2 separate regions of the Homo sapiens genome follow, and region 2 is linked to region 1. Evidence: read pairs that join two places in POLR2A ChIA-PET (ENCODE). Cell type or tissue: PC-9. All regions are shown on one strand. Links, peaks and the distances in the headings refer to the core of each region. The heading gives the core; the rest is flanking DNA. Region 1 has its middle 61 kb from the start of CHASERR. Region 2 overlaps CHD2 (chromodomain helicase DNA binding protein 2).

What was found. Peaks named below come from ENCODE experiments on the same cell type or tissue, not always from the same donor. Only the 100,000 strongest peaks of a DNase experiment are listed, where the experiment ranks them.
Region 2: POLR2A ChIA-PET joins it to region 1 with 5 read pairs; 12 of 35 experiments call an interaction of 5 or more read pairs at or near these places.

The regions. Positions count from the first base shown.
Region 1 is chr15:92,813,969-92,828,957 of GRCh38, forward strand. No RefSeq gene overlaps it. Among named protein-coding and RNA genes, the nearest start is that of CHASERR, 61 kb to the right of the region's middle. RefSeq lists enhancers at 6,266-6,813, 6,311-6,605, 6,427-7,092, 6,456-6,600, 10,834-11,490, a silencer at 6,493-6,552 and a cis regulatory region at 6,521-6,536. In PC-9, for the core only: no CTCF peak of the experiment used is centred there; DNase peaks (open chromatin) are centred at 6,843 and 7,953; H3K4me3 peaks cover 2,865 bases; H3K27ac peaks cover 5,535 bases.
Region 2 is chr15:92,974,868-92,989,856 of GRCh38, forward strand. CHD2 (chromodomain helicase DNA binding protein 2) reads left to right here. Exons shown (of 39, transcript NM_001271.4): 20 at 12-83; 21 at 3,367-3,516; 22 at 4,268-4,416; 23 at 5,948-6,044; 24 at 6,498-6,590; 25 at 9,463-9,633; 26 at 10,631-10,806. Among named protein-coding and RNA genes, the nearest start is that of MIR3175, 78 kb to the left of the region's middle. RefSeq lists an enhancer at 5,880-7,079. In PC-9, for the core only: no CTCF peak of the experiment used is centred there; a DNase peak (open chromatin) is centred at 6,644; H3K4me3 peaks cover 1,425 bases; H3K27ac peaks cover 5,371 bases.

The sequences.
Region 1 (14,989 bases), core at 2,492-10,491:
AGAGGGAGGAGAAGAAGAAAAAAAGTTCTTTTTAATCTCAAGGGCCTTTGAAAATATCCTTTTACTGAGGTACAGTTACTGCCTAGCAATGAAAGGAAAACGTCTTGTAAATTTGCCTCTTTCCTCAGTCCTTCCAGAAATGAAAGAGGCAATCTATAGGTTGTCTCATATCCTAGACTGTAGACCCCAGAGTCTTTGCTGCTAAATTGGCAAGTTCAATAGTCTTTTTTTTTTTTGAGACGGAGTCTTGTTCTGTTGCCCAGGCTAGAGGGCAGTGGCACTATCACGGCTCACTGCAACCTCAGCCTCCCAGATTCAAGCGATTCTCCTGTCTCAGCCTCCCAAGTAGCTGGGATTACAGGTGCCCACCACCGCGCCCGGATAATTTTTGTATTTTTAGTAGAGCTAGGGTTTCACCATCTTGGCCAGGCTGGTCTCAAACTCCTGACCTCGTGATCCACCCGCCTTGGCCTCCCAAAGTGCTGGGATTACAGGTGTGAGCCACCACGCATGGTCTTCAATAGTCTGTTATTCCAAAATTATACTGTACTTGCCACAGCCATTCCTTTGCTCTCTCCAAATCATTTAGAGAACACAGAATAGTAAAGAGGAATAAAACAAAGGCATGAATAATGGGAAAAAATTAGAAGCGAGTACATGATCATCTTAAAAACAATCCCAGAGAATGCAATGCTCTTTCCTTGGGCGATCAGTTCTGACCACACCCTTTTTTTTTTTTGAGACGGAGTCTCCCTCTTTCGCCCAGGCTGGAGTGTACAATCTCAGATCACTACAGCCTCCACTTCCCAGGGTTCAAGCAATTCTCCTGCCTCAGCCTCCATAGTAACTAGGACTACAGGTGCGTGCCACCACGCCTGGCTAATTTTTCTATTTTTTGGTAGAGACAGGGTTTCACCATGTTGGTCAGGCTGGTCTCAAACTCCTGACCTCAAGTGATCTGCCCACCTCGGCCTCCCAAAGTGCTGGGATTACAGGTGTGAGCCACCAACCCTGGCCTCCCCCTATATTTTTAACCCTGTTTTCTCATGGGCACATTCCAACAGGGTTAGGGCTCTAGGCCTATGTATCACTACTAGTCTCCCCCAAATTTCTCTTCCTCCCCCATATCAAATAGCCCTAAAGCCTTGCTCCTGGTTCTTCCAAGGCCCTGTGGAACTGTGTTTGAGAACTGGGACTTGGGCCGGGCGCAGAGGGTCAAGCCTGTAATCCCAGCACTTTGGGAGGTTGAGGCGGGCGGATCACGAGGCCAGGAGATCGAGACCATCCTGGCTAACATGGTGAAACCCCATCTATACTAAAACTATACAGAATTAGCCAGGAGTGGTGGCACATGCCTGTAGTCCCACCTACTCAGGAGACTGAAGCAGGAGAATCGCTTGAATCCGGGAGGTGGAAGTTGCAGTGAGCTGAGATCACGCCTCTGCACTCCAGCCTGGGCGACAGAGTGAGACTCCGTCTCAAAAAAAAAAAAAAAAAAAAAGAACTGGGACTTGGGAGTCAGAGGGAGGCAGAGTTGGAGTCCAGTTCTGTCCTTTCCAAACTGTGTAACATTGAGCAGTTAATATTTCTGAGCTTCAGTTTCCTACTTGTAAATTGCAAATATTTCTTTATTTGTTCCAAGAATTGGATAAATGCTGGACAGTATGTAGTACTTAGTAAAATGCCTGGCACAAATAATAAATTCTCAATAGACGGTGGTAATTATCAATCCTGCTTCCTTAATCCACTTTCTGCCCGCTGTCAATGCCTCCTTCTCCTTTGGCCAATTGCCTCCTAATTAGTCTCCACCATGCCCGGCTAATTTTTGTATTTTAAGTAGAGACGGGGTTTCGCCATGTTGGCCAGGCTGGTCTTGAACTCCTGACCTCAGGTGATCCGCCCACCTCGACCTCCCAAAGTGCTAGGATTACAGGCGTGAGCCACTGCGCCCAGCCTATATGCACTGATTTCTAAAATACATTGTTAAATGGGAAAAAATAGGCCGAGTGTGGGGGCTCATGCCTGTAATCCCAGCAGTTTGGGAGGCCAAGGCGGGAGGATCACCTGAGGTCAGGAGCTCGAAACCACCCTGACCAACATGGAGAAACCTGTCACTACTAAAAATACAAAATTAGCCGGGCATGGTGGCACATGCCTGTAATCCCAGCTACTCAGGAGGCTGAGGCAAGACAATCGCTTGAACCCGGGAGGCAGAGGTTGCAGTGAGCCGACACTGTGCCATTGCACTCCAGCCTGGGCAACAAGAGCGAAACTCCATCTCAAAGAAAAAAAAAAGGAGGTATGAAAAACTGAATACAAAATGCATCTATTTGTGTAAAAAAAAGAGAAAGGAGTGATATTTATTTTCATTTTATTTATTTATTTATTTAATTTTGGGACAGAGTCTCGCTCTGTCTCCCAGGCTGGAGTGCAGTGGCGTGATCTTTGCTCACTGCAAGCTCCGCCTCCCAGGTTCACGCCATTCTCCTGCTCAGCCTCCTGAGTAGCTGGGACTACAGGCACCCACCGCCATGCCCAGCTAATTTTTTTGTACTTTTAGTAGAGATGGGGTTTCACCATGTTAGCTAGGATGGTCTCGATCTCCTGACCTCGTGATCTGGCAGCCTCGGCCTCCCATAGTGCTAGGATTACAGGCGTGAGCCACCACGCCTGGCCAGAGTGATATTTATATTAATGGGAAGGATGCCTCTGATGGGCAGTCAAGGGTCTGGGTGAGGAAAGATTTTCTTTTCACTGTATACTGTTTTGTATTGTTGGGAAAATGTCTAACGATTTGCATAAATATTAAATTTTTTAATTAAAAAAAAAATCTAGCATCTCTTCCTTTGGGAAGCCCTGACTGGCCCTCTCTGTTCCTTCCAGGAGTTTCTCCTTCTTTCATACTCCCAGACTTTTCACGGTGTTTACTTGTTATATTACAGCACTTATCCCATGTGTGGAAGGTTTCCCTGGGAAACCTAGACTATCTAGAAGGTAAGATTGATACCGTATTCATTTTTATGTTCCTAGGATCCATTGCAAAGTGATACACGTGCACATACACATTTTTTTAAGTCAGTTTTAATCTCTTTACATTTTTTAAGAGTTAATGGATGGATGGCCAGGCGCGGTGGCTCATGCCTATAATCCCAGCACTTTGGGAGGCCGAGGTGGGCGGATCACCTGAGGTCGGGAGTTTGAGACCAGCCTGACCAAGATGGAGAAACCCCATCTCTACTAAAAATACAAAATTAGCCGGGCGTGGTGGCACATGCCTGTGATCCCAGCTACTAGGGAGGCTGAGGCAGGAGAATCGCTTGACTCTGGGAGGCAGAGGTTGCAGTGAGCTGAGATCGCGCCATTGCACTCCAGCCTGGGCAACAACAGCGAAACTCCGTCTCAAAAAAAAAAAAAAGAGTTAATGGAAAAAGTCTCCCATCACTGATCTCTTTCACCATCACCCTTATCCTAGTCTGCTTGTGCACAGGAGACTTTGAGCTCTATAGACTCACTTTTACAATGTCACCCCAGCCTATATTATCAGACATCTCCAGCAAACCTTCCTCCGGTGGCTCCTGCTATAGCTGACTTTTCACTATGTTTTTGTAATTTGTTGCTTTTGTCTTGTTTTGTTTTTTAAATATCCACAACGTCCTCACCCACTTCTAGCCTTTATTCATGCCGTTCTCTTTACTGAGGTCCTTCCCAACTCTGCCAGCTTAGACTCCTTTGAGACCAGCTCATCGAAGTCACTTCCTCTTTGAAGTTTCTCTGTCCCCCGCCCCTGCCATCAATCTTAGATAAGCTTAACTTGATGTTTCTGCTCTCTCTCTAATCAAACTATGTGATCACTTGTCATTTATGGCAATTATCATTTTACATGTTAGTCCTCCAGACAAAAATAAGAACCCTTCAGAGACAGGGATTTTTTCTTTGTTTATCTTACTTTTCCCAAAATTTATGCCTGGCACGCAGCAGGCACTCAATAAATAATTGTTGCATGAATGGATGAATGAACAAGTTAATAGTAAGTGCTCATAATATTTGGATGGGCTGCACTTGGAGGCCATCCCTGAAGTTACTTATTAGGGGCAACACACCTGTATGCTGTGTTTGTCACATTCGCATCTTGGCTGGGCACCTTGAACTGGAGGCTTTCTGGTGTTGTTTGCCATTCTGATGAAGGTGTAGAAACCTAATTACATATGCCCTCTGTAAGTGTGTAGACCCTTAAACTAGGATTGCTAGATTTAGTAAATAAAAGTCCAAGTTGCCCAGTTAAATTTGAATCACAAACCACAAACTATCTTTTTAAATGTATGTCCCAAATATTACTTACACTAAAAAAATTATTCAGTTTATCAAAAATTCAAATTTGACTGATGTATTTTATCTGGCGGCCTTACCTCAAAGGCCAAATTTCCAAACCCTGCCTTCTTGCACTCAGATCCTGTTCTTAGATAATTTTATGAACTATGCAATTTTATCATCTTTATTAGATAGCCAGTCCTCCAACTCTCCTTGCTTTTTTACATACATTTAAACACTTTGCTTTCTTCAAAATTATTTTATTATATTTTAAACATCAGAGTTTAGCCACTTAACAGAATTGTATTTGAGAGGGCAAATGCCCCTGTATCTTTCCGCTGGCATTCTCTGTATATTTTCTTGAAGTCTCTATTCTGCAGTACGTCTTAGTTAAAGGAAGATTATCTCCAGGTATGGCGATGGGGCTGCTGTAGGCCATTAGAAACCCTGCAGAGCTGTCTGGGCTGTAAAATGCCACTTCCCTGCAGAGGAAAGGTGGGAGTGACACTACCCAACCCGGTCTCTGCGCCGACCTAGCTTGGCAGCCATTACATATTATTATACATTAGGCTTTCCACGACTTTTGCAAAAGTTAGAGCCACCAGGTGATCTGAAAGAAGGCATTTTCAGATTTCAGTTTCTTAGTACTGGTAAATGAGCATCAAAACCAAAAATGTGGGCACCAACTGCAGCTGCACATATTTTTGTTTTACAGTCACAGTTCCTATCACATTAAATCGCGTTCCCTTGAAGCTTCAAAGTGGATGACAGTTCTACACTACAACCTTTTCATTGCACGTAATTAATTTTCCCTGTGATAAGTCGCCATCCCTTCAACATCCAAACTTGAAAATTACCGGCTAACACTGTCCCTAGGTGTCTAAACTCATGCAAAACATTTGTTTAGTACTCAAATATCACAGCTCCGCATTCTGAAAAACATGAAACGTCCGTCAGAAATTACTAAGAAGTGGTGACTGGAATTTCGGAGCATTTACGTTAGGGAAAAAAGGGATATGTTAAAAGGGGGTTGGGGTGGAGGTGCAATAAATGTGGCTGAATATGGCTGAGAAGCATGGGGAAAATGGCTCAATCCGGGAACGAAAAATCAATTTGCCAAGGCCATGATAAGACTGGAACATCTCTGTCCTCTATATTTCATGAGAAGCCATCCTGATGGCCACAGTCATGCCTGCCATCAGAGCAGGGTTCAGGAGGAGTGGACGGGTATGCCTGACAGCAGATTACAGCAAACAGACATCTACCACCGAGCAAACCATCAGAGAAGGCACCCAGCGAAGGGCTGTATCTTTCATCTTTGGAAATGGACTGAAGAGATATTTAATGTGTCAAGAGCTCTACTTCCGGGAGACCAATATTTCTTTTTTATTCAGTTATTTCAAGGAGGGCTCCCAGTAAATTTTGCTTGGTAAGGAGATTAATTTCAGAGCCATGGACTCCCGTAGGATATATCCTGGATGTTTACGTTGCAAAAACCCGGGGCATTGTTATTTATTTCTTCTGTCAGAAAAGCAAGACAGCAATAAACTACCGCTTAACTTGTAAATCACAGAAGTGACTAACCTGAACGAAAGTAATTTGAGGACAAAGGAAGAGGGATTACTTATTCTACTGTTAAGAACTGATCTACAAAGAGATGATACGTTTTCTGATCATGCTTAGCTTCTCAAATAAGTTAATTCTTTTTTCTGGTCATTCCTGGTAAGCTATAATTTGTCCATCCATTTGTCAAAAATGAGTTATCGTTGCTTCAGGACCCATTCATTTTTTAAACCTGTTACACAGTCAGTGTGACTTTGTGAAGTTGTTTCTTTTGTTCCGTTCCCGTGTTGAGTAGCTCTCTTTTGCCCGAGTCAATATTTTAGGGTTTATTTTAGTTTGGTTTGGTTTGGGGTTTTTTCTTTTTTTTTTCCCTTAATTTGAGGAAGCCTATTCTCCGACACTATTTGCCCAGTTAGAGACTACTGCTACCCTGGGAACTGTCTTCGACCTGAATTTTATTTCCTCTAGGAAGACAGGATGGAAACCCCATTTCACGTTTTGGCTTCCCAGGAGCCGCAACCCAGGCCGACCAGCGCACAGGTTTCAGGCAGGAAATGTCAGGGCGCCTTTAAGAGGAATCTGCGGTAATTTTCCACCGCCCCGCCGACGCGGCGGGATGCTGGGCGCGGCAAAATGCGGCTGCGCGGCAGGGCGCGCGCCTCCGTTGCCAGGATACCGCCTCCTCCACCCCCGGCGCCCAGGGCCCTTTTGTTTCCAAGATGGCCTCCGAATCCTGTTTTAGTGCGCCAGGAACAAAGCCAGTTGCACACTGTTGAGCTTAGCGGAAAGCAAGAGTTATATGGCTGGCTTTCAGCCTGTTCAATGTCAATATTTATTTACTGTTACAACCTTACAAAAATCCGTTCAGTTATGTTGTCTGGATGAGAAAAATCAAGGGAGTGCCACCAGGTGTGTAAGCCATGGTCTCAGCCTTTCTGTGGCAGGGCTTTTGCATTCGTTGTTGCTTTTGATAAGAATTCTGGCTTTTCTTGTTAAACTAGCTCAGGAAGAAGTCTGGGCGATGACGGTTAACTATAGAACCATATAATTACGTGTAGTTCAGTTTGGGTAATGATGCCCCGGGCCATGTCCACTCCCCTTTTAAAAATACTTGTTGATTTTTCTTTTTTTTGTTTGTTTTTTGAGACAGAGTCTCGCTGTGTCGCCCAGGCTGGAGTGCAGTGGCCCGATCTGGGCTTACTGCAACCTCCGCCTCCCGGGTTCAAGGGATTCTCCTGACTCAGCCTCCCAAGTAGCTGGGATTATAGGCCCCCGCCACCATACCTGGCTAATTTTTTTGTATGTTTACCAGAGACAGGGTTTCACCATGTCGGCCAGGCTGGTCTCCAACTCCTGACCTCAGGCGATCCGCCTGCCTCGGTCTCCCAAAGTGCTGGGATTACAGGCGTGAGCCACCGCGCCCGGCCCTATTTTTCTTTTTCTTGAAATATTAGTTTACGGCCGGGCCCAGCTACTCGGGAGGCTGAGACAGAAGAATCGCTTGAGCCCGGGAGGCTGAGGTTGCAGTGAGCCGAGATCGCGCCATTGCACTCCAGCCTGGGCAACAAGAGCCAGACTCTGTCTCGGGGGAAAAAAAAAAAAAAAAACTTACACCTAGATCTGATCTTATGGCACCACTATAATTATTATTAGATTATAAATTCCTTGGGGATAGGAACTTTGTTTCTTATCCATCTTTGTATCCCGAAAGTGGCTCTGCCTGTAACAAACCTTCAAATAAAGTTGCTAAGTAATACTAATTCACATCAAAAAGATACTAATTAACATTTATTCTGCCGAGCACTGCCATTAAGATAGGTACCTCCATTTTATTCCCCATTTTACAGATAGAGAAACTAAGGCTCTGGAAGGTTAAGTAATTGCCTGAGGTGCCACAGCTAGTCGTGTATGGTGGAATCCGCATCCAAACCCAAGCAGTCTGATAAGAGCCTGCCCTAAGGCAGCCATTGTGCTATATACTGCCTCTGTAAATATAATACTACTGGGAGTACATGATGTCTTCTAAGTGCAGCACTTGCAGAGTGTGAAAGCCTCTTTCCCTGAAGTACACCTCTCTTTGTTGCGAACTGACTTCTCACATTTGAATCAGGTATTAGTCATCCAGCCATTTAGATGCTTCCCTCTGAGCTGAAAGCCCCAACCCTAGCCAACCTTGGTGGCAGGGATTGGGGAAGTATAATTTAAAATTTTCTGCCAACCTATAAAGGAAAAACAAAAACCCAAAAAACAAAACAACAACAACAAAAAAACCTACCCACAAAAGCAGAAGAAAAAACAGTTCTATGATAGAATAAGCATTAAGTTCAAATGTGGTGTGCATCACAGGTCATTAGCTAGAGATTGCAAAGGACAGAAAGAAATTTCACCCTTTTACATACCTAAGCAGATATACCCCGTTACCATACATGTTTTCAAGATTAAATAGTAACCAGTCTCCAAGTAAGAGGACTTGGCAGCACCACTTGTCACAGCTAGTTCATGCAAAATGCACACAGTAATTGGTAGCTGGTAATCTGTGTTAGCTAATTAGTTTTATTTAGAGGAAAAATAAACTTACATTTTTATAACAGGAATTAGGTTTGCACCTTGAAGTAAGGCACCTACTGGAGTTAACACTCCTGCTCTCCCACAGAAACTGTAAGTAGGGATGCTACCTTCTGTGGTGATTGCATTTCAAAGAGACAGCTCCCAGGTCACTGAGTAAGACATTTCTGGGCTGTAAAGCTGGTAAGAGGCTTATTTAGCTTTTAAAAAGATTTACATACCTCTCAAAGGGTTAGAGAAAGAATTTTCCCTTACAAGTTTTCTCAAATAAATGCTGAAAGGAAGGGAGGAAGGGGAGTCTTTTTCCCTTGCTGTACCCGGGACACATTGATTTACATTTTAGATCTGCATCTGTGTCAAGATTAGACCAGCTATTCCAGTCAAAGAGTCAGCTTGCACTCAGAGTCAGCTTGTTGGCCCACCCTTTCCACAGACATAATAATGAATCAGATAGTGGGAAGCCAGGAGAAGGTATTGTCAAATGCTGGGGGTTAAATCCTCTATTTTGATGGAAACTTTTACTTCCTGGTTTCTTTGAAATTAAGCCTAATTTCTGGCAGATGCTGAAGTGAGTTTGCATGCTGCACCAGGCCACAATAATGTGTCTAAGAAATGCAGACCAGGCAACTGGCCTTGATGTTCTTTTGAGTTGTCTTCACTCCTCAGTCTGCTCTCTTCTACTCATGTAGGCACCTTGGAGATGCCTCACAAGAAGGACTTCTCTCCACTGACCTCCTGATCTTAAGACATCTTTGCTTCTAGCATCCTACCTTAGCTTCTTTTCCAAAAGACTCAGGCTACTTGTGGCTGTGCTGATAACCAAGCCTGGACCACCTTCCTTCACCATTTCTGCTGGCTTGGCTCAACCAGCAAGACAGTTCCTACTATCCTTTCCTTCTGGAATCCTTCCCTGACCTACCTTACTGCTCATGCACCTGCATCTGATTTGGTCTCCCCTGGGCTCCCAGACCACTTGGTAATTTCTCCTATTACAGCACACAGATAGTTAAGTGTGGGTAGTCATGTTTAATTCTCTAGTCCATAAACTTCTTATTTTATATTCAAAGATTTTTTAAATCTTTTTGTTCCCAGCACTTCACGGCAGGGTGCCTACATGAGTAGATCTGAGATCTTAAAACTGGTGGCCTACAGGTTGAGTCAAGCCCACCAAACTATTTTGTTGGGCTCTTTTTAACATTCGTTTTGTAAAATTTGAAGCTACATTTTAAAATCTGAATTTACATACAAATCAGAGACTTCGCCTTTTTTTTTTTTTTTTACTTTTTGCTCATCTAAAGAACAAGATACAGCAGCCAGGTGGGGTGGCTCATGCCTGTAATCCCAGTATTTGCGAGGCCGAGACGGGTGGATCACCTGAGGTGAGGAGTTCGAGACCAGCCTGGCCAACATGGTGAAACCCTGTCTCTACTAAAAATACAAAAATTAGCTAGGTGTGGTGGTGCACACTTGTAATCCCAGCTACTTGGGAGGCTGAGGCAGGAGAATCTCTTGAACCTAGGAGGCAGAGATTGCAGTGAGCCGAGATTGCGCCACTGTACTCCAGCCTGGGTGATAGAATGAGACTCCATCTCAAAAAAAAAAAAAAAAAAAAAAAAAAAGAACAAGATATGGCTACCCTATCAGCAGGTGCCTAGTGCTACTTTAGATGGTATATGAGCTGTCCACTTTGCCATAGCCTTTGCCATTCCCTGTTGCTTCTCCATTGATGCTAAGTATGAAGTGTCATTTATATTGAATCTGCACTAGTATTTTTCTTGGAGTAAAGTATTTCTAAGTACCAAAAGAGAGAAAACAAGACAAAAGCATCTTTCAAGAATAATGAGAGGGAGCCCTTTTTTGCGGGGGGGGGGGGGGGGCGGGGGGACAGAGTTTCGCTCTTGTTGCCCAGGCTGGAGTGCAATGGTGTGATCTCGGCTCATTGCAACCTCTGCCTCCTGGGTTCAAGCAATTCTCCTGCCTCAGCCTCCCGAGTAGCTGGGATATTACAGACATGCACCACCACGCCCGGCTAATTTTGTATTTTTAGCAGAGATGGGGTTTCTCCATGTTGGTCAGGCTGGTATCAAACTCCCAACCTCAGGTGATCTGCCCACCTCGGCCTCCCAAAGTGTTGGGATTACAGGCGTGAGGCACTGCACCCAACCGAGGGAGCCCATTTCTTAGTGGAAATGAAGAGTTGCCTCTGTTTATTAGACACATAAAATGTGTCTGTTTCTATTTTTCTTAAATCTAGCTGCTTTGCTCATTAAAGTTAACTTCCTGGCCTCTATAGATATTTGAATTTTTGACTCTTAGGGTCAAAAACTGAGGCATGGTTGGAGTCGTGGGGGAGGAGGAAGGAAGGATAAACAAGTTCAGCAAATGGTTAAGATTCCAAACTAGCTGGGTGCGGTGGTGGCTCATGACTATAATCCCAGCACTTTGGGAGGCAGAGGTGGGTGGATCATTTGAGCCTAGGAGTTTGAGATCAGCCAGGACAAAATAGGGAGACCCTGTCTCTATACAAAATTTTAAAAATTAGCCAGGCATGGTGGTATGTGCCTGTAGTCCCAGCTACTCAGGAGGCTGAGGCAGGAGAACAATTTGAGCCCAAGAGGTTGAGGCTGCAGTGGACTATGATTGTGACACTGCACTCCAGCCTGGGTGACAAAGACCCTGTCTCAACAACAACAACAACAAAACAAACAAATACCAAACTTAAACAGAATTCCCTAATTACCCACTTAAACAGACTTCCCAAATTACCCTTTAGCCAATCCTTTAATTTCACCTTGGACATCATTTCTAACATTTGCTGCATTTTAGTTGAGTGAGGGAAGTGTAGGGGCAGAAAAATGTGATACCTTTCTTCACCCATAGTAAAGATCACACAGCAACACTCCTATGACAAAAGACAGGTTAACAAGAGAAAAGCACGACAAATTTATCTAATCAAAGTTTTATATGACAGGGGAGCCTTCAGAAATGAAGACCCAAAGGCCCACGGAAAGCTATCCTTTATTATTATTATTATTTTTTGAGACGGAGTCTCGCTCTGTCGCCAGGCTGGAGTGCAGTGGCGTCATCTCAGCTCGCTGCAACCTCTGCCTCTCAGGTTCAAGCGATTCCCCTGCCTCAGCCTCCTGAGAAGCTGGGACTACAGGCGCTCGCCACCATGCCTGGCTAATTTTTTTGTTTTTGTATTTTAGTAGAGACAGGGTTTCACCATGTTGGCCAGGATGGTCTCGATCTCCTGACCTCGTGATCCGCCCGCCTCAGCCTCCCAAAGTGCTGGGATTACCGGCGTGAGCCACAGCGCCCAGCCGCAAAGCTATCCATTTTTATGCTTAGGGTTCATGAAGAATGGCAGGCATGTGGAAATATCAAAGCAGGTCTGAGCTAGTACTGATAGTCTGAGGTGGGGAAACCCACCAAGACCTGTCTGTTCAGATCCTTCTTGGCCTGTCTGTGCAGCACCCTTTCCTCCTGGGTATAGGGAAGGACCCCTTGCAGAACAAGGGTCTTATGATCTACTGTATCAGACAAGATAGGTCAGAGAATTTGTTTATGGCCAGTTCCTAAACAGAAAGGCAGGGGAATCCTAGAGTAGTATTTCTGGCTTCTGTGACCCACCTTGGGGAAAAGGAATTCTAGTTTCTATGGCCTGTTTTGGGGAAAAGTGGGAGAGGAAGACAGGAGGGCAAGAGAAGTTCTGAGAGAGACTTTGCTTCTGAGGCCCTTCTATCATCGTTCAGTTCAAAGTACTTGGCATGCCAAAGCACCGAACTTTCAGGTATCATTTTCTAAGCCCCAGCAACACAATACTCAGTTTCCTATAGTTACTGCCTTGGCAAAAGCCTGTGAGTTAAGTTATACATATGCATTTTGTCCTTAATGACTCCAGAAATATAGAATGCATACAAAAAAGTTCAGTTCATATGAGTAATTGGTTTTTCAGCCATTATCCACAGCACCTTATATAAGGTAGACATTATCTGCTGGGTAGAACTAAGAACTGTTTTGCAAAACATAGGAACAAGAGGCCGGGTGCAGTGGCTCATGCCTGTAATCCTAGCACTTTGGGAGGCTGAGGCGGGTGGATCATGAGGTCAGGAGATCGAGACCATCCTTGCTAATATGGCGAAACCCCATCTCTACTAAAAATAAAATAAATAAATAAATAAAAATTAGCCGGGCGTGGTGGCGGGCACCAGTAGTCCCAGCTGCTGGGGAGGCTGAGGCAAGAGAATGGCGTGAACCCGGGAGGCAGCGCTTGCAGTGAGCTGAGATCACGCCACTGCACTCCAGCCTGGGCAACAGAGCGAGACTCCATCTCAAAAAAAAAAAAAAACAAAAAAACAAAAAAAAACAGGAACAAGAAAAAAAAAATGTTAGTTTTGTTGCTATCAATGCTTACATAACAAAATGAGTGTCCAAATAAATACTATCTTTCTAAACACCAGTGATGTAAGTACTGATGCAAGTGCAAAGTAGTAATATGTTGAGGTTCTGTTTCACGTGAAATTTATTTATTTACTTATTATTATTATTTTGAGATGGAGACTCACTCTGCCCAGGCTAGAGGACAGTGGTGTGGTCTCGGCTCACTGCAACCTCTGCCTCCTGGATTCAAGCAATTCTCCTGCTTTAGCCTCCTGAGTCGCTGGGATTACAGGCGCCTGCCACCATGCCCAGCTAATTTTGTATTTTTAGTAGAGATGGGGTTTTGCCATGTTGGCCAAGCTGGTCTCAAACTTCTGACCTCAGGTGATCCACCTGCCTTGGCCTCCGAAAGTGCTGGGATTATAGGCATGAGCCACCGTGCCTGGCCTAATTTTTTGTACTTTCAGTAGAGACAGGATTTCACCATGTTGGCCAGGCTGTTCTCAAACTCCTCACCTCAGATGATCCACTCGCTTTGGCCTCCCAAAGTGCTGGGATTACAGGCATGAGCCACTGTGCCCGGCCTTCAAATGAAATTTATCAAGCTGACAAAACCGTATTTCAGAAACTACAAACATTGGTTTTAATTCCAGAGATTTAACAAAGCTTTTGTTTACACGGAAGGATTTTTTATTTATTTATTTATTTATTTATTTTTGGAAGGGGGAACAGAGTATCACTCTGTCACCCAGGCTGGAGTGCAGTGGCACATTCTCTGCTCACTGCAACCTCCACCTGCCAGGTTCAAGCTCTTCTCCTGCCTCAGTCTCCCGAGTAGCTGGGATTATAGGCGCCTGCCACCACACCCAGCTAATTTTTGTATTTTTAGCAGAGATGGAGTTTCATCATGTTGCCCAGGCTGGTCTCAAACTCCTGAACTCAAGTGATCTGCCCCGCCTTGGCCTCCCAAAGTGCTGGAATTACAGGCATGAGCCACCATGCCCGGCTGAGGAAGGATTTTTAAATTATTATTTTCTCCTAATTCTCGTAGATTAGATTTACATTGTTTGAACAAGAATCCTATCTGGTTGCACAGAATAGAGACTCTTTCTGAACACCTTGAGTGTTTGCTTTTTTTTTTTTTTTCCCGACAGAGTCTCTATCTGTCGCCAGGCTGGAGTGCAGTAGTGGCGTGATCTCGGCTCACTGCAACCTCCACCTCCTGGGTTCAAGCAATTCTCCTGCCTCAGCTTCCCAAGCAGCTGGGACTACAGGTGTGCGCCACCACACCCAGCCAATTTTTGTACTTTTAGTAGAGACAGGGTTTCACCATGTTGGCCAGGATGGTCTCATCTCTTGACCTCGTGGTCCGCCTGTTTCGGCCTCCCAAAGTGCTGCGATTACAGGCCTGAGTCACCACACGCGGCCGCGTTTGCTATCTTGTAATGCCATTATTGACTGTGGACCGATGTGAAGCCAAGGCAGAGTGTTCCACTTTGCTCCAAACATGCTGTGACATCATGAAATAAAACTCAAGTCATCTGTCCCCTTCTCCTTGCCTGGGATTTTAAAGTCATTAGGCTGGGTGCAGTGGCTCACTGTAACCCCAGCACTTTGGGAGGCCAATGCAGGAGGATTGTTTGAGGCCAGGAGTTCAAGACCAGCTTGGGCAACATAGCGATATCCTGTCTCTAAAAAATGAAATAAAATAAAATAATAAAAATTAAAGGAATTACATTTTGTTTTACTTGTCTAAATTGGCCCTTTCCAAATCTGGAGAACTACTAGAGCAGTGGTTGGGGATGGTGTTAATTTGGGAAAGCCTCAGTTGATTCTGACAAACCCTGCCCTTAAGAACCACCAGTTTGTTTTCCTTTAGGTCCACTTAAAAACAACTGAAGAAGGCCAGGCGTGGTGGCTCACACTTGTAATCCCAGAACTTTGGGAGACCAAGGCAGGCAGATCACCTGAGGTCAGGAGTTGGAGACCAGCCTGGCCAACATGGTGAAACCCCGTCTCTACGAAAAATACAAACATTAGCCGGGCGTGGTGGTGCATGCCTGTAATCCCAGCTACGCAAGAGGTAGAGGTGGGAGAATCACGTGAACCTGGGAGGCGGAGGTTGCAGTGAGCTGAGATGGCAACACTGCACTCCAGCCTGGGTGACAGA
Region 2 (14,989 bases), core at 3,310-11,309, 160 kb after region 1:
TATTTTTACAGCGTCTGGATGGTTCCATCAAGGGAGAAATCCGAAAACAGGCACTGGACCACTTCAATGCAGATGGGTCTGAGGTATACTATGCATGGCTTTGTTATTTGAGCAACTTGGGCTCTGCATCAAGGGGAAAGTCTCTCTCGCTTAATGTATTCTGTTTCAGAAACAATTTATAGTGCAATTCTTTTGCCTTGAGAAGAAAATGAGAAATCTCTCATATAAAAGATGGTGTTTTGTTGTCACTCCAGAAAAATAAATATGTGCTTATTTATCTCCCCTGTTCTGGGTTGACAACAGAGTGGTTCTCCTGGTAGCTTCCAGATACCAAATCCTTGGGCGTGGAAGAGCAGTAAGGCAGGAGTAGGGGAGAGTTGGGCAATAGAATTAATATAAGAAGGTTCTGATCTCTGTACTCTTTTGGTGACTAAGTCCTGAAAAATATATTTGCCATGTCTCAAATTTGTTGGACTTCTGATACAGTGTGGCTTAATGTTCTTGCTCTCGCTAACAGCAACATTTTACAATCAGTGTCGAGCTTGGATTTGGCATTATGAAGTATTTTGTTTGGGGGGCACATATAGAAGAGCTACTTAGGATGAAATAGAAGGTATGACAACATTGTAGTTTGTGCATATCAAATCATCAGATGCCATGGGATTTGAGAGAAGTGGGAGAGAAAAGTTTTGGTGTGAATAAAACTGTAATAATGTGTAGAGCTAAAGGAAGCAGTGGAGACAACCTGAAGTAGAAGTGTTTCACAGAGAATGCTAATTTCTGGAGCCTGAGCCACTACTTTTTTTTTTTTTTAAACAGATAGAACAGACTTAGCTTTCTGAAGAGCTTTAAAAACTCTTGATGCCTGTGCCTGTTACTACAGAATGCTCTGCTGTCTGCCTTTAGAGTGTAGAAATCCTAGTTAGACTAGTATTCTGGCTACTTCTGTAGTCTAAACATTTACTTCTTGAGGGGCTTGGGGCATTAATCTATTCAGAGCCAAGGCTCTCGTTCATTAAGGATAAGAGGAATGGAATAATTAAAGACATCGGTCATCAACTAATTCCCATTCCTCCTTTCCTTGCTCCTTGTTTCCTCAGCTGTAAAATCACAATGATTCTGATACCCCACTTCATAATATTGCTCTGAGGATTAAATTTGGTAATCAACATAAAGCACTGATCACATTGCCCAGTGCATAGTAAGCGCTCTAAATATCTGCTATTTTTATCATGTAGTGTTGGTTGAAATTGGTTTTGTGTTCTCCACTCTTAGTTTAAAAAATAGTATGAGTCGAATGTTTCATATTGCCCTGTCTCAGGGGAAAAAAAAAATTGCTTTTTGCATAGCTCTCAGTTGATTCCCACTCACTATGATGGCTATATAGAACACAAGTTCTCTACCATTTCTGCAGTATTTTAAAAATTCCTTTAAAAAACTAAATATTTATTGTGGGACAAAATATTATATGCTTACTTAGAATATTGGGAAGATGGTAAAGAATACAAAGAAAAAAACAATTGTACCCCTCATTCTAGACACAACTTGCTGTTCACGTCTTTGGGGTGTATTTCCATTCCTACTAGATGGAACCATTTATATGTTTACCTAATTCGGATCATGTTGCATACAGTTTTGTTCCCTTCAAAATTATACTTTGAGGCTAGGCGCGCATAGTGGCTCACACCTGTAATCTTAGCACTTTGGGAGGCCAAGATGGGGGAGGATCACTTGAGACCAGGAGTTTGAGACCAGCCTGGTCAACATAGTGAGACCTGTCTCTACCAAAAAAAAAAAAAAAAGTTTCCCCATGTTATTAAAGATTTTACAAAATTTAATTTCTAGGCCCATAGCAAGACCCTATCTCTACAAAAAATTAAAAAATGAGCCGTGCATAGTATTGTGTGCTTGTAGTTCCAGCTGTTCAGGAGACAGGCAGGAGGATCCCTTGAGACCAGGAGTTTGAGGCTGCAGTGAGCCAGGATTGCCCCACTGCACTCCAGCCTGGGTGACAGAATGAGACCCTGTCTCAAAAAAAAAAAAAAATTTTTTTTTTAAATTTCTAAATTTTTCTTATGCTTGTACCATTTATTTATTTAACTACCTTACCGTTAGTGGCATTGAGTTTTATAATTTTTTAACCTTTTTCAACTTGATCATAGATGCAGACGACATATTATAATCCACGTTATCCTTGCTAAAGAGTGATATAGCAGATTGTTGGTTGATAGGATCTTTTTGACTCCAGATTTCATTTGTTTTAGATATCTCATCTTAAATTGTCCACTGTTTATCTTTAGACTTCTCTTTGGAGTGTGGTGGTGCTTAATATTTCTCTTAAGAATCACAGATTATGTGCCTGGACACTCCTGTTGATCACTTCTTTATTGGAATTGTTTAATTAAAATTCTTGTGAAGCAGCTGTCTCCATTTTTATTTCTATGGCATAATGTTGTTGAATGTGACTATTAGAACATGGAGACCTTTTCATTGCATCTCTATGTGTATGCTAAATATACCCATTTATCAAGATGGAACTCAGGACTACCAGTTTTTCAATGCTGCTTCTCTCTGCTACAAAGGCATCAGCTTTTGACATATATGATTAAATTCCCTGAAAATAGAAATATTTCACCTTTTCCCCCCGGCTTATATATTTTATTCTTTTTCTCCTGCCCCCATATTTTTCTGAGCACTCAGACGCAGGCAGGTGTGCTGTGCTTGCCCAGTGTCTACTGTCATTGCTGTGGATACTGCAGTGTCAGTGCCTGGGTGGTTCCACACATCGCTCTCCAGCCAAACCTGTTTTGATTTTTTTATAATTTTGGCATGTTTTGTGGTAATTGAGGATCCTGTGGTTCTCAACACTTACCATATATGATCTCTTTAGTGCAGTGTTTCTATATTTCTCGCCAGCCTAACAAACATAAATATTTATATAATAAAGTATCTCTGTTTATACTAACTGACTTACATGGCATAATCTACCTTTTCCCTAAAAATAATTATACAGGTGACTTCCTGGAGTTAATGATCTCCATGATAATTGTTTGTCTGTTTTTATTATTGTTGCTGTTAACTTCTTGTATATTAGTTGTAGCCGGGAGGTAGCACTAATTCTCTCACTCCCATTGCCTTATTAGAGTCTACTCTACTCCTGTTCATGGCACTGACTTTGCCTCTTAATCAAATGAAAATTCATTCTACCATCAAGTCCCTGACATTCTTTTAGCCTCCATAAAGTTTGTCCATCATATCTCACTTTTCTTCACACCTGCAGGGGTTTCCAGGTGTAAGGGCTTATTGGACTGTGAAACTGTTTCTGAGAAGGCCACTGCATAAAGTAGTATATTGCATTGTGTACAGGACTTCTGTTTCCTGCTCTCGACAAGGGCTGGTGGCCTGGGAATCAATTTGGCTTCAGCGGACACAGTCGTCATCTTTGACTCTGACTGGAACCCCCAGAATGACTTGCAGGCACAAGCCCGAGCGCATAGAATTGGTCAAAAGAAGCAGGTCAGTATGGAGAGGCTTCTGGAAATTGCTTTAGGGTTGGGGGCCAGGGGGCTTGTTCAGCCCTTTCAGGATGTTAATAAAATGCTTTTTCCCTGTTTTGCTTTTATTTCCCCTGAAGCATTGATTTCTGTTTGTTAACTAGCACAGAGATGTTGTCTTTGGGCCCAAGATGAACCTATTAAGGAACTTTTCTTTTTCTCTGTTTGAAAAGTACAACATCAGCGACCTTCTATGTGTTTATCTTGAGAGAGATATATGATGAATAGACTTAGAACTGAACATTTTCTCTATTTTAGTATGGAAAAGTTAAATATCCTATTGTTCAAGATGGTTTGTTTTTATTATACATGACAGTGTTAGCTTTAAAGGTACTTTGGAAAACCACACACTTTTTTGTTTATGAATCTTAAAGTCTGTTCTATATTGGATAACCCGTAAGTTTCATTCTTGGCCAAAGATTCTGTTTTTGTGGAACTTTCCATCACTGAAGCACGATTTTTATTGATGGAACAGGCCATAACGACAGATCTTTAGAGGCAATTTTATTTAAGACTGTAACCTGCTGCACATAGTAAAAGTATTGCATCTACTTAAGCTGCCTGCTTGGATGGCTTACAGTCTTCTATGGTTAGAGAATAAATTCTGTTAAAATTTTCCCCTCTTGGGTTTTGACAGAGCTAATCCTTCTCTCTTTTTTTGGGGGGGTTGGGGGGTGGTTCAGGCATAAGCATAACAGTTCCTTTTCCTACAGGTAAATATTTACCGCTTAGTTACAAAGGGGACTGTGGAGGAGGAGATCATAGAACGGGCCAAAAAGAAGATGGTATTAGATCATCTGGTGATTCAGCGCATGGACACCACTGGCCGGACGATCCTGGAAAACAACTCAGGAAGGTCCAAGTAAGTGCCAGGAAGATTGGGAGGTAGGCAGAATCAAATTGATTCTACATCACTGTTGGATATAATAGGATTTTCTACCACAGACATTAGTCTGTTCATTACCTGGAAGATGCCAGGCCAGAACCACAAATAGGATAGCATTTTCACTTTGAGTTTCTTGGTTCCTTTTTTTGCCCATCACCCCCCTTCTTATGTGTTTTCCTCTCTTTCTTGCCCTCTCCCTTACCTTTGCTTTTGGCTGCTCATGTGACATATGACACAGCAACAGCAGTGGAGTTGTGTGTTGGGTGTCAGCCTAGCATAATGTCACCTTTGACTTTTCTGCAGTGAGAATCCAGATTGGATTGGCAGCTGTTTTTTTTTTTTACTATTGGCAAAAATGTTTGTGTGGAGATTGTTGTGCTTCCAGAAGGGTGTAAAAAGAAAGTAATGAAGTTTTAATTGGCTTTGGGAAGAGGCACAGCTACATCTCCTATAAAGTTTAATTAGCCAGGCATGGTGGCAGGCGCCTGTAGTCTCAGCTACTTGGGAGGCTGAGGCAGGAGAATGGCGTGAACCCGGGAAGTGGAGCTTACAGTGAGCCGAGATTGTGCCACTGCAGTCCAGCCTGGGCGACCGATAATAATAATAATAATATCAAAATAATAATATCAATATTATCAAGATAATAATGATATCAAAATAATAATAAAAATAAGTTTACATTTTGAGCAGATTGTTGAGTGTCTTCTGTGGTGGTGTTTCAGCTATGTTTTTTGTTTGTTTGTTTGTTTGTTTTTGAGATGGAGTCTCGCTCGGTCGCCCAGGTTGGAGTGCGCTGGCACGATCTTGGCTCATTGCAACCTCTGTCTCCTAGGTTGAAGTGATTCTTGTGCCTCAGCCTCCCGAGTAGCTGGGACTACAGGTGTGCACCACCACACCTAGCTAATTTTTTTTTTCTTTTTTTTTTTTTTTTTTAGTAGAGACAGGGTTTTTCCATGTTGGCCAGACTGGTCTCAAACTCCTGACCTCAAGTGATAGGCCCACCTCAGCCCCTCAAAGTGCTGGGATTATAGGTGTGAGCCATTGTGCCCGCTGCAGCTATGTTAAAGGTGTATTCAAATTAGCCCTTCCTAAATAAAATGTTTTCAGATAGTTTTCTGTTTAAGAGGAAGCTAGATGAGAAAAGCCTAGCTCTTTTATTTTGGACCGGGGTTGAGAAGGTTGAAAATTCTTGGTGAATTATAACTTTCTGAGTAAAAGGCCAAAGGAAAGAGCTCCATTCTATAACATTGCTAGTCACCTTTCTGGCTTACCCATGCAATAGGTGAACCAGTAGGACTGTAACTAATTTTCTATTCTGCTGGTTTAGGGTTACCATCACAGACTCATCCTGTAGATAGAAAATGCGATGTTTGAGAAATCATTTTTCTTGAGGCAGAGTTTATATTTTCAGCAGTTAACTTGACCTCTTTCTGAAGGATAGTTATTCTGAAGTAGAACACTTTAGAGGTTATTTGATGTTTCTAACAACTACATTTTACTTCCACAGCTCAAATCCTTTTAATAAAGAAGAGCTGACAGCTATTTTGAAATTTGGAGCAGAGGATCTCTTCAAAGAACTGGAAGGGGAGGAATCAGAACCTCAGGTAATTAACAATGAGGAGAGGGAAATTTTTTTGAGAAGTATGATCTGTGAGAGTCTAACTTTTCTGTAAGAAGATTCTGTTAGAGGCTTTTGTAAAGAAAAAGTAATTACTTGAAGGACAGTGTGTTTTTCTTTCGTAGGAATCTCATAGCTCTTACCAAATTGAGTAGGAAGGAATTAATAAAGCATTCGAGTATACTTTTTTGGGTTGTTTTTTTCTCCCATTTCTGTTCGTTTTAATTTTTGAAGTTTCACCTTGTCATTTGTATAAATTATAGTTTGAGACATTAGATGTAAAAGATGTAGAGTTGAAACTGAAAGTAAATGAAATATCAGAAAGGAGAATTGGTTTATTTGCACCAAACATTTTTAGTAAATACGAATAATTTCTGGGCAACTAGGCAACTCATCTGTTGCCATTTTATTCTATTCGTGTTGGCTTTTGTTCTTTTAGGAAATGGATATAGATGAAATTTTGCGGTTGGCTGAAACGAGAGAGAATGAAGTGTCAACAAGTGCAACAGATGAACTTCTATCACAGTTTAAGGTATGAAGATCTTTGTGGGAGAGAGTTCTCAGCATTGATTCATTAATGATGACTAATGTTTATGAACGCTTTCTTTGTGCTAGGCGCTCTGCTTTTCTCTTTACCTGAATTGAGTCATATCCTCAATATTGTTCTCTGAATTGTGAGTATGTTGTGAATGTAGGTTCTACAGTCCGCACGAAGGTAATCACTGAAGTGGGCTATCCTATGTAGAGTCAGTGTGTGGCGGAAAAGAAATCACTGAAGAGAGGGCTAGGTAGAGAGCCAGGACAGAGTGTAGAACCAGGACGTGTGGAGCACTGTGGGACACGTCAATAGATCAGATGCCAAAGAGAGGTCAAAGATAGGAAAAGAGTAGATGACAATTAGAAGGTTCTGATGACTTGGTGAGATTTTAGTTTGTTTTTTGTTTGGTAAGTGAGAGAAAGAGGTGTCAGTGGTGTCTCATATAACAGAAAATTACATGAAATGAGGACTAAACACAAAAGTTGGGCACCAGACGAATAGGAGGTGGCAGCACAGAGTATCAATGTTATTAAAAAGCTTAGTGAAAGAGTACAGGGATGCTAAATTATATGGCTAGAAGGTTGAAGCAAGACAAGGTTTTTGAAAGATGTTACCATGTTTCTAGTTTGAGGAAAGAACTTGAGTATAGGGAGATATTGAAGGTTCTCAGGAAGGAAATGATTTGATGGCACATTGCCCCAGAGGAGACTGGAAGGGATACAGTCAAAAGCACAGATGGAAGACTTGGCCTTGGAAAGAAAAAGGACAAGTACACTTTAGGGAAGAGGAGGAAAGAGATGCTGTGGGAGTTTAATTTATGCTCTTAATGACTAGTAAAGTAAGTGAGGTGTTTGCTTGAGAAGTGGAAAAGATTTGGGACAGCCATGGATGAGGCAGAAAGTTGTTGGGAGGAACCTGATAGGGAGTCAGCTGAATTGAGATGATACAGCTTTGCCGTGGAGCCAGTCAGCAGGGTCATATGACTTTCTCCAGCAATACTTTTGAGGTCAGAGAAATTGGATCAGTTGGCTATCCCAAGGTGGGAGATTGGCTTGGGAGGCACAGGAAAGTCAAAATAGCAAAGGTTTTCAAGATTCATGTGACAGCTTGGAAGGAAGGATTGACCATGGGTTGATTCCATGGAGGTAGAGAAGCAAGAGAGACCTGATGATTACAATGATGGCTAAGTGTAGTATGCCCATTAGGATTGAATTGAATTAGGGGAAATTGTGTGAAGTGTTTGGAAGGAAGCAATATTGTGTGATTAGCTCCAAAGCTGGCCACTGGTAGAAGTTGTTTCAATGGAAGAACAAGGATGGAATTGAGTGGGCCAGAGAGCCCTAGATTAATGGGTTAGGATGCAGAGGATGGGGTAGAGAAGGGGGAAGGTGATTTATTAGTGTTCGTCATAGTCGGTTTGGGCTCCTGCAGTAAAATACCGTAGACTGGGTGGTTTATAAACAATAGAAATGTATTTCTCACAGTTCTGAAGATTTGAAGTTTGAGATCAGGGTGCCAACATGGTCAGGTTCTGGTGGAGGCTCTCAGGTTGCAGACTGCTGACTTTTCTTATCTTCCCATGGTAGAGAGAGAGAAGCTAGAGAGCTCTCTGGGGGTCCCTTTTATAAGGGCAGTAATCCTATTATGAGGGCTCTACCCTCATGACCTCCTAACACCTTACATTGGGAGTTAGGATTTCATCCTATGACTTTTGGGAAGAACATAAACATTCAGTCCATTGCACTGTTTCAGCTCAGTTCCACCTCTGTGACTGCTGCTCCTTTCTTCAGCAATAAAAACCTGCACTTGTGTAACTCTTACTGTGTTTCAAGCACTATCTTAAGTTAAGGGCCAGAGTCTGGCCTTTAACCACGATGTCCCTTTTGGAAAAGTTAAATTCCTTACTGCATGAACCACTAACGTATGTGCATATTTACATCAATCTTAATTTTAGTTAATTTTAGCCAAAAGTCATAAAGTAAGAGTCTTAACTTGACTTCACTGTTGGCTCCAAGGAATGGAGCCTCCAGAAGCTCATTTATACCTTATGACTGTCTCAAAGGCTAGGAGGGAGGGAATAAGAAGAATGCGGAGCCAGGCTGGGGGCTGCCTGCCACTGCTCAGATGCTGTCCAGAGGTGGTAGATGTTTCTGTGTACTCCTCCTCTGGTTCTTTGAAATGGATACACTTAGATGGCTTTCTTTCTGGGATACCTACTGTTTTAGTACAAATACATATCGGATATTAAATAATATTTGATAAGAAATGAAGAGAATATTCTTCTAGATTTATTTAAATTTTTTCTGTTTTATGTTTTCATTTTATTTCCTAAGACTAAAGTGCACTTGTGAGCATATGAAATCACCACACATCTTTAACTTTCATATTTTTGATAAAAATGAATAAAGCAACCAGTTGGCTAGATGATAATGAGTGCTTTGAGTTATGCATTGTTTCAAATGAACTCTATACAACTTATAGAAATGTAAGTTCATCATGGAGTATTAGGTATTAAGCATTTTAAAATCTAAATAAATCTAAATTTTATCATTAGTATTATATTTATTAGAACATGTATATGATTTATAACAGCTCATTCAATAAAACTTATAAAAACAATTTGTATCTTTGTAGCTGTTTCTCTGCTTTTCAGTAAAATTTATGATGTGATGAACTTGAGGACTTGACAAGTTGATTTTTGGGGGTATAAAGGAAAAATTAATAGAAAATTGATTATCTGATTATGTAATATCACAAAAGTCCTATTATTCACAGTGTCTACTTAGATAAAAACACTGGATAAATTGTTTTAGTAGATGGTGTTTAGAAATAGGGAAATGTCAGACAATGGGTTGTCTGTTTTAAGGTTGCCAACTTTGCAACAATGGAAGATGAAGAAGAGCTAGAAGAGCGTCCTCACAAGGACTGGGATGAGATCATTCCAGAGGAACAAAGGAAAAAAGTAGAGGAGGAAGAGCGGCAGAAGGAGCTAGAAGAAATTTATATGCTGCCTCGAATTCGGAGTTCCACTAAAAAGGTGATCAAGTGAGATGAAAGATATGAAATTATTTCTTATGTTGTGAATGCTACAGAAGTGTTGATTATTCAAAGAAGAGGCCTTGCATTGTTCCCCTGACACAGAGGCTTCAGGAGCAGAGTTGATACTGTAGGAAACTTAACAAAGGAAAGTGGAGAAATCTGCAGAGCTCCTGAGCACACCTGTGAGACATCGGATTTGGTCTTTGCAAATTGGCTCTTTGTGAAGCTGATAAACAGGGTCTGAAATTTCCAGAAGTTTGCATTTTGCCTTTGAGTAGTCCTCACAGTTTGGCTGTTAATTGCCACTGCCTTCAACTTTCAGAAAGTCACACCTCTGTTTGTCCATAACAGTTCACAGCACTTGATATAAATACTTAGTAAAGGATTATATAACTATAAATAAGAAACATATACCAACTTGACAGTTCACAAAGCTCCATCACAGACACTATCTAATTTGATTTTTGTAACAACATTGAAATAGGTAGAACAAGTTTTTTTACCCATTTTGTTGGAGGTAATAGACACAGATTTGTTCAAGGTCACAGTAAATCAGTATGAGGTAACACTAGCTACCATTTATTGAGCCCTTACAATGTGCTAGGCATACTTCTAAGTGCTTTAACTTACTGAAAACCATCTGTTATAGGTACTATTGTCTTCATTTTTCAAATGAGAAAATAAAGGCACAAAGAGTAAAATTACTTGCCCAAAGGAGTAAACATGAACCTGTTTTATAATGGGATATTGTAAAAATATTCATATATTTTTAATCCAGTTCACTTATCGTTATATTACAATGTCTCTGAAAGTATGACTGTCCTAAGTGGGTATTTCTCCAAGACCTGTCTCCCCTTATTTGTCAAAGGAAAATTGACTTGTCTGATATGGTGAGAAGTTCTGAATACTAAAGAATTAAGATGGCCTTCTCTTAGTCCTTTCACCACTTGAACTTCGCACTTGTTACAGTGTGACTTTGCCTCGATCTTTCTCAGGCTCAGACAAATGACAGTGACTCTGACACTGAGTCTAAGAGGCAGGCCCAGAGATCCTCTGCTTCTGAGAGTGAAACGGAAGACTCTGATGATGACAAGAAGCCAAAGCGCAGAGGGCGTCCGAGGAGTGTGCGGAAGGACCTCGTGGAGGGATTTACTGATGCAGAGATCCGAAGGTTGGTGGAGGCTCTGTTCTCACTGAGCTTGTTTGAAAGTGCGTACTGTAAGTCTTGGGTTGACTGGATCCTGGACATCGTGACAGGGTAGGCAGAGGCTAATACCTACAAAAAAGGAAAGAGAAGCTGGGTCCTGTCCCAGATCTGTAGGATGATCCTTCCTTCTCCAAGGTTTCTTTCTGTTGAGATCACTTTTATTTGTTGTTCATCTCTCTATTTCTCTCTTATTCTCTGGTTATTCAGAACATTTTCACAAAGTTCAGCTCGGGGAAGGAGATAATTGACATACATGTATATACAGACTTATGTATCTGTATATAAAAGAAATATCAAAAATAAAAATGGTACAAATAAGTCTACCCTCACTACCTCTCCCCTCCGCCACAATCCCACTTCCACCTGTGTTAGTACTGACATCAGTTTGCTAGTGGTTTGCTTTGATTTATAAGTAGTATGTACAGCATGTTGTTCAGCACCTTGCTTTCCCCGATCCCATTTAAAATCCATTTTAGACATCTTTCTATGTGAGTGATTACTATACATTTCTTGGTATCTGATTCAAATGTCTCTATCCTCCATAAAAAAATCTAAAATTGTTGCTTACAAATTATTTTTTTTCCAGTTTCCATCTTTTTTTTTTAAGCCTGAAGAAAATAGAAAGTATAAAGATGGTTTTAAGGCCTAATCCATATTATAATTATATTAAATAGTCCTTTAAGTTTCATGTATTTGAAACTGTGAGGTGTTTCTTTTCACTTAAAGGTCACACCTATTCTTCTTTCTTTGTTTAATTTACTATGGAAAAATAGAAATATTTCAAAATACTGACAGAATAGCATGTAACACATCCCCTCTTGTGCTTATCATCTTAACAATTTTGAATTTGTAGCCAAAATTGTATGTATATATACACACCCCACCTCTTCTTGCTCCCTATTCCCAGTATTATTTTGAGAAGAATGTGTTTTCTGCTATGGGGCAGTATGTTCTATAGCTGTATTTGGCTTAGTGTTTTTCAGGTCTTTAATTTCTTCATTGATTTTCTGTATAGTTGTGGTTATTTTGGTAGAGTCAGAATCTTGCTCTCTTGCACAGGCTGGAGTATGATCCTATCTCACTGTAACCTCACACTCCTGGGCTCAAGTGATCCTCCTGCCTGAGTGCCTTTTTCACTCAGCCTCCCAGGTAGCCAGGTCTACAGGCATGTGCCACCATGTCTGGCTAATTAAAAATTTTTTTTTTTGGTAGAGACAAGGTTTCATTATGTTGCCCAGGCTGGTCTCAGACTCCTGGCCTCAAGTATCCTCCTGCTTCAGCCTCCCAAAGTGTTGGGATTATAGGCCTGAGCCACCGTGCGCAGCCTAGTTGTTCTACCCATTATTGAAAATGGGATGTTGACATCTCTGTTACTCTTATATGATCCATTTGTTCTTCAATTGTTAGTTTTTGCTTCATGTGTTTTTGGACTCTTATTAATTGTATATATTTTTTATAATCGATAGGTCTTGATTGGCCTTTTTATTGTAACATGTATTTCTGTCTGTAGTAACAATTTTTGTTTTAATTCCTATTTTCAGTTTGATATTAGTATAGCCACTCCAGCTTTCTTTTTGGGTATTTGAAATTTTAAAAAATGGTATTTGGCCAGGCATGGTGGTTCACGCCTGTAATCCCAGCACTTTGGGAGGCCAAGGCAGGCAGATCGCTGGAGCCTAGGAGTTTGAGACCAGCATGGTCTCAACATGGCGAAACCCTCTCTCTACTAAAAATACAAAAAATTAGCCAGGTGTGGTGGTACACACCTGCAGTCCCAGGTACTTGGGAGGCTGAGGCTGAGGCACGAGAATTGCTTGAACCCAGGAGGCCAAGGTTTGCAGTGAGCCGAGATGGCACCACTAAACTCCAGCCTGGGTGACAGAGCAAAACTCTCTAAAAGAAGAAGGAAAAAAAAAAAAAGATGGTATCTTAAAATTTTTTAAAAATATTTTTTCTGCCAATCTCTTTTTTTTGATTGCAGTATTTAATCTATTTACATTTAATGCAGTTATTATAAAGTAGGAATTATGTCTGCATTTTGCTATTTGTCTTCTATATGTCATGTTTTTTTTGTTTATTTCCCCATTACTACTTTCCTTTGTGTTAAATATATAATATACCATTTTAATTACCTTAAAAAAAAAACTTTTTTTTTCACTTATTTTCTTAGTGGTTGCCCTAGAAATTACAAGTAACATCTTAGAACAATTTACTTTGAATTAACATCAATTTAATTTCAATGGCATTATAAAAACTTTGCCCCAGTTATAGCTCACCATCCCCATTTGTGCTGTTGTCGCACATTACATCTTTACACATTTTAAACCCATCAATGCAGTTTTATAATTCATACTTTATATAGTTAGTTGTCTCTTTTTTTTTTTTCTTTTGAGACGGAGTTTTGCTCTTCTCACCAAGGCTGGGGTACAGTGGTGCAATCTCGGCCCACTGCAACCTCCACTTCCCAGGTTCAAGTGACTGTCCTGCCTTAGCCTCCCAAGTAGCTGAGATTACTGGCTCCTGCCACCACGCTGGCTAATTATTTTTGTATTTTTAGTAGAGATGGGATTTCACCATGTTGGCCAGGCTGGTCTTGAACTTCTGACCTCAGGTGATCGGTGTGCCTCGGCCTCCCAAAGGGCTGGGATTAGAAGCGTGAGCCACCCACACCCAGCCTAGTTAGTTGTCTTTTAAAATCAGATAGAAGGAAAAGAGTTACAAAAATGCATGTATACTGTTTTTATATTTACTTACTCTATTATTCCATGGGTGCTCTTATTTCTTCATGTGATTTGAGTTACTATTTTATGTCCTTTCATGTCTGCCCAAAGGACTCTCTTTTAGCATTTTATTTTGAGGCAGGTCTGCTAACAATGGATTCTCTATTTTGGCTTAGCTCGCACTGTTAATTTCATCTTCATTTTTGAAGGAAAGTCTTAATTTCTTTTTTTCTGTTTCTCACGTGGGATAATCTCAATTGGCCTATCTTCAGATTTGGCAGTTCTCTCTTCTTCAGGCTAATATCTGCTGCTGAGCCTCACCAGTGATTTTTTTTTTCATTTCCGTTATTGTAGTTTTCAACTCTAGAATTTCTATTTCACTCTTTAAAAAATGTCCGTTTTTAAACAGCATTTCTGTTTCTATTGATATCATTTTCGACCTTTCTTTTTAATTCTCTAGGCAGACTTTTTTTAACTCTTGTAAATATTTATAATAGCTGATTAGCATCCTTGTCTTATAAGCCTACATGCTAGACTTCCTTAGGGATGGTTTCTATTACCTGCTTTTTTTCCTATGTATACTTCATACTTCATACTTTTTTTTTTTTTTTTTTTTTTTGAGATGGAGTTTTGCTCCTATCACCCAGGCTGGAGTGCAATGGCGCGATTTTGGCTCACTGCAACCTCCGCCTCCTGGGTTCAAGTGATTCTCCTGCCTCAGCCTCCCGAGTAGCTGGGATTACAGGTGCCCACCACAATGCCCAGCTAATTTTTATATTTTTAGTAGAGACAGGGTTTCACCATGTTGGCCAGGCTGGTCTCGAACGCCTGACCTCAGGTGATCCACCCGCCTCGGCCTCCCAAAGTGCTCGGATTACAGGCGTGAGCCACCATGCCCAGCTTACTTTTTGGTTTTCTATATGTCCCGTAATTTTTCCCGTGAAAAACTGGACATTTTAAATCATATGGCAACTCTGGAAATCAGATCTCCCCTCCCAGCCATGTGTTGTGTTTGCCGCTGCTGTTGTATTTGCTTGTTTAGTGACTTTCCTGTACTAGTTATCTGAAGTCTGTATTCTTTGTCATGTTATGTGATCCTTGTCATGCTATGTGTAGTCTCTACTCCTTTAGCTTAGTGGTCAGCTAATGATTGAACAGAGATTTCCTTAAATGCTTTGAGCCTGTAAGTCTACCAGCCTTTGTTGAAGGGCTGGGTATGTGTTGTTGGGGCACGTTTCAATGCTCTGGAAGGCAATTGACAACTCTGCCTTAACTTTCAGTTCCTGCTTGCACAGTTGCTCAAGGTCTTTCTCAGGCTCAGACAAATGACAGTGACTCTGACAGTGAGTCCAAGAGGCAGGCCCAGAGATCCTCTGCTTCTGAGAGTGAGACAGAAGAGTCTGATGATGACAAGAAGCCAAAGCGCA